Regions from separate parts of the Mus musculus genome. Here region 2 is linked to region 1. The links are chromatin loops, found by intact Hi-C in ENCODE. Cell type or tissue: left cerebral cortex. All regions are shown on one strand.

Region 1 (2,500 bases):
AGAACAGGGGGTAGAAAGAGAGTCAGAGATTGTGTCTCCTAGTAACATCGGAAGCTACACACAAAGTCTCACCGACATGACTGCCCAGATGTGGGCTGAGCAAAGACAGACAGATCAAACTGGACAGAAAGAAGCCCAAGAGGCATTAAGCCTACACAAAGAGCTACAGGCAACTTAGGAACGATAGGAGTAGGAGTCACCATCCTCCCTAGGGGAGAGCACCCCAATTGTCCAGCGCCAAATGTGCTGGCCATGAAAATAGAAACACAAGTGACATCATGTGGACTAAGAGAGCTATATAGAGAAATATGCAAATACATATACGTCATGCAAAAACAACTGATAAAGAGAGAGACCATGAATTTGAAGAAGAGTGGGAGGGAGAGTTTAGAGGAAAGAAAACGAAGGGGGAAATGTAATTAAAATACAATTACAAAAATAAACAAATTTTAACTAATTGATATAATGGTCCTGACATTTAGCATAATTGAGGTTAATAATGAGGAAATTATATATATATAAAATTGATTGTAGTGTGTACTGGCTAGTTTTGTGTCAACTTGACACAGCTAGAGTTATCACAGAAAAAGGAGCTTCATTGAGGAAATGCCTCCATGAGATCGAACTGTTAGGCATTTTCTCAATTAGTGATCAAGGGGGAAAGGCCCCTTGTGGGTGGGACCATCTCTGGGCTGGTAATCTTGGTTCTATAAGAGAGCAGGCTGAGCAAGCAAGCCAGTAAGGAGCATCCCTCCATGGCCTCTGCATCAGTTCCTGCTCCGTGACCTGCTTGAGTTCCAGTCCTGACTTCTTTCAGTGAAGAACAGCAATGTGGAAATGTAAGCTGAATAAACCCTTTCCTCCCCAACTTGCTTCTTGGTCATGATGTTTGGGCAGGAATAGAAACCCTGACTAAGACACAGTGTAATATGTGAAAGTAGAAAACCTTTGTTTCCTCCTTGAAAATACGACTGCAGCTGAGGATTCTGACTTTAAGGAAAAACAATTTAGAGGTCGCGGATTTCCAAAGGAGTTCCCAGAATGTACTCTAGATGGCACTGTGGCCACAGAATGGAAGCAAGATCAAACTCCCAACACAACAGATTCCAATTCAAAACAGAGAGAACTAGAAAACCTAGTCCCCTTTGGTATTCACTCGACCTCTGCAGTCCAGAGGGAAAGCAAGCTTACATTTGAACTTTGTTTACTTCACCCTAACCCAATAGTTCTGATAGAACCCAATGAGTCACAAAATAATTAGCATATAAAGACATGTAGGCTTAATAAATTTACACTGACACTTGATGCTTTTCCTCTAAACTCTAGAGCTTTTACAGGCTTAAATATTGAAAATGTGCTCTTCAATAACATGCTTTGTGTCGTGTTTCCTTCATCTTGGAGCCACGCCGGCCTAGCTTCACACAGCCCTCCCTCCTGCAGCTGGATGCTCTTCCCGAGCCAGTAAGGAAAGCCACATACCTCACCTCAAGCATCCCAAAACCTCACTGCTGTCACTGTGGGTTAAAAACCCAAGAGAGCCCCTAAGCTAGTGGGCGTGTGTTTTATTAAGGGATCCAGGGTTCAAAGCACGTGTGCATCTGACCAAAAGGAGAAGGTGACACGATAAGGACACGCGACTGAAGCTCCGTGCGCAGAGTTCCTGGATTTGATGAACGACAGTTTATGTCGATTTCTCACTTACTTGAAAGGGTTAGGGGGAAAAAATAAAACCGATCAAATAAATAAAACAAATGCATCCGCCCCCCAAACCCAGTTTGCTCTCCTTTTCTTTTTCTTTTGTTGTTTTTGTTTTTTGTTTGTTTGTTCTTTTTTAAGATACAGAGACTGCTAGGGTTACATTGAAAGCTATTCATCAGATAACTAGATAACAAAGCTTTTGCTTATCCCTTGTAATAATGACTCCTATTGTGTACATGCACACATGTACATGTGCATGTGAACATGTAGTGTGTGTGTGTGTGTGTGTGTGTGTGTGTATAGTATATGGGTGTGTATGGGTTCCTGTCTGTGTACGTCTACATACAGGTGTACACAGGTATGTGCACATGCAAGCAGAGTCCAGAGGTCATGGGTTTTCTTCCATGATTGGTCTCCACCCTACTCATTTGAGATAGGGGTTCTCACTGAACCTAGATTCACAATTGAGTAGACTAGTTAGCCAGTGACCCTAGGGAGCCTCTTGCCCTCAACTTATTAGCATTCAGACTATAGGTCCTTACCACAGCCTGGCTTTTACAGGGGTGCTTGGGCTCCAAACCCAGGTTCCCCTGCTTATACAGCAAGCACATGCTGAGCCATGGACGTCCTCTATTCCTCTTTAATTAATTGTCTGACTAACTGATCTAACAGTGGTTCTCAAATGTTAACACACACCAGAATCTCCTGTAGGGCTTCTTAACTACTGGGCCCTTCACTCACCTTTCCAGTGGGTCTAGAGGGGAACTTTTGCACCAAATCCAACTGAGATCTATGCCAGCTA
Region 2 (2,500 bases), 280 kb after region 1:
CACGTGTAAGCCTCAGACTAAGGTTGCACCTCTTGAAGAAGTGTTTTTCCAACGGTTAGGGCTGACCTAAGTAAAGGGACAGTTTCACCAGCAGAGGGGGCTCCACTGCTGCCCCACACTCAGTTGGAGTCTGTCTTCTTCCTGCTGCAAGCTTCTATTGGCACCTCAGACAATTAGACACATGGGGTTCTAGATCCCTTGGCAATCGTCGAAACATATACCAAGTAGTTTATTGTGGGCTCCTAACAAAGTTTCATACAGTTCCCATGTAGGCAGAGCAGTTTTCTAGAGAGTAAAAGGACGCAGATATCCTTCAATTCTGAGAGGGGAAGGAGTTGGAAGAAGTATGGAACCCAAGTCCCACTCCCATCTCTACCTGGGGGGGTAGGGATTGGAGGAGCTACTCCAGAAAGCCCGCAGATGATGGTCACTAGGCACCGTCCAGCAGTGGCCGGTGGTGTGAATGGCTAGGAGGGGTCATCTGACAGCTTCGATGCCTGGATCTGGCCCTCAGCTGCTGCAGAGCAATGTGGCATAGTGAAGCCTCTGTGGGGAGTACTCTGGCACCAGCCTCGGACTCATGTTATCCTGATGAGTGGAAAGGTACCCTAATAATGACAGAAACAGTATTTCTCGTTCTTGGTTAGAAACAGCTAACCACAAAATTAACGTAGAAGAAAAAAAAAAACAGGATTGACCTAAAACATAATTGTCATACACACACACACACACACACACACACATATCATTAAGGCCTGCTATATATGTTCCTTCAATGCACAGAAAATGTACAACCTCAGACCATCCTCTTTAACCAGCTTTGTAACATAACTTCGGCCCAGTCTTGAATTATACACACATTATCTAACACACCAAGGTGTTTTTACACAACTGATGCAACTTACTAAATATGTTTTCTTTTAAAAATTATTATAAGGCTTTTTTAGATAAGTTTTTCACATTTTATTAGTTCAAAGAGCCATTCAGGGTGACTAATTTTGCTGGATATCAGAGAGGAAGGAAGCCAACATCGGGGGAATGTGCAGTTCTGAACATGGCCACACGGTGGCAGGGTGACGCTGCACACCAGAGCAGATCCACACTGTCCAGTCTGGATCCTTAGTGTGGTTAGGGAATTCAGCAGTTAAGATAAGCACGGCTGGAAAGCCTATTCCTTCAGAAGTAAAGGGCTTTCTTTCTGAGCAGCTCATTCTCCTCTCGTTATTGTGTTTCACGGAGACAAGCTCTTCAAGAGCCTTAGTGAGGCAAACATGCCTCTGACATACGGCGCTGCCTTTTTGGAGAAGGATCAATGGAATTCCATTAGGAACAACTCTGTCCCTGGTCTTGATAAGGTCTTTAAACAGAAAGAGACAAGCTCAAAGTCAAATCCTTCACGCAACAGGTACTCAACTGCCTCAGACAAGAGAGAGCAGAAGCTCAATAGGTCTTCATGTTTTCTTAGTCCTCCTTTGCCAGGACGTACATACCAGTTTACTTTCTACAGGGGAGGCAGGCAGATTGGGAAACCTGACACCAGCTAGAAAAGGACTAAGAATTCATGAGAGAAAATAAAAAGTATACTGAGCACTACTAATGCAAAAGAGGGCTGTGGGTAAAGATGGCTACCTCCAAGCCTGGGTTTGAACCCTAGGGCCCACGTGGCAGAAGGAAGAAATCAATTTGTCCTCTGACACTCTCTCTCTCTCTCTCTCTCTCTCTCTCTCTCTCTCTCACACACACACACACACACACACACACACACACACACACACACACATAATCTTAAAAGGGTTTTTATGGGCTGGAGAGATTGCGCAGTGGTTAAGAACTTGTCGCTCTTACAGAAGATCTGAGTTTGGCTCCAAGCACCCACAGCCATGCATAATTTCGGTTCCAGGGGAGGCTGTGTATTCCCACCTGTACAGCTACAAGGAATGCACATGGCATGCATACATACATGCAGGCAAAACACTCCTATACATATAGTGATAAAAATAAATAAATTAACTTAATTAAAAGGTCTTTTACATATCCAAAGCAATCTAGAAAATCATGCCAGCAGAGTGGCACACAAGTGAACCCCAGCAGTGAGCAGCACAGGCAGGCGGACCATCAGTTTGGAGCCAGTGCTGGTTATATAGCAGGGGCTGTGACTCACAAATGGAAATGAAGAGGGGCATCAAGAAAAGCATTGTGGAAGAAACTAAGACAAACATACGTGAACGCAGGTGTCCCCTGTGACTTGGTGGGCAGTCAGGGGTGCCCCCTGGTCCTCCCATTGCCTTGGCAAGCTGCCCTAGAGTCAACAGCTAAATAAATCACACTTTGGTTTTTGTTTGGTTTTGTTTTAGTAGTTGAATGGGTTCTCTTGTCTGTAATTAAAAAACAAACAAAAAAAAACTGGCTATTGAAGAAAAGGAAAAAGAGTAGCAGAATTACTCTATAGGAAAATGAATCCAAAGCTCATTCCACAGAGGCCAGAAGACACTGAGGAGTG

What was found. Peaks named below come from ENCODE experiments on the same cell type or tissue, not always from the same donor. Only the 100,000 strongest peaks of a DNase experiment are listed, where the experiment ranks them.
Region 2: a loop joins it to region 1, with 3 times the contacts of the local background. A loop is called at or near these places in 22 of 42 quality-filtered maps.

What each region holds. Positions count from the first base shown.
Region 1 is chr12:74,292,412-74,294,911 of GRCm38, reverse strand. The region is part of intron 2 of 1700086L19Rik (RIKEN cDNA 1700086L19 gene); the gene reads right to left. Among named protein-coding and RNA genes, the nearest start is that of Dbpht2, 3.8 kb to the left of the region's middle. In left cerebral cortex, a CTCF peak has its summit at 1,048 (motif pointing right); DNase peaks (open chromatin) are centred at 145 and 1,050; H3K27ac peaks cover 1,196 bases.
Region 2 is chr12:74,012,521-74,015,020 of GRCm38, reverse strand. All of the region lies in intron 1 of Syt16 (synaptotagmin XVI), which reads right to left. Among named protein-coding and RNA genes, the nearest start is that of Syt16, 16 kb to the right of the region's middle. In left cerebral cortex, CTCF peaks have their summits at 94 (motif pointing right) and 1,056 (motif pointing right); DNase peaks (open chromatin) are centred at 100 and 1,074.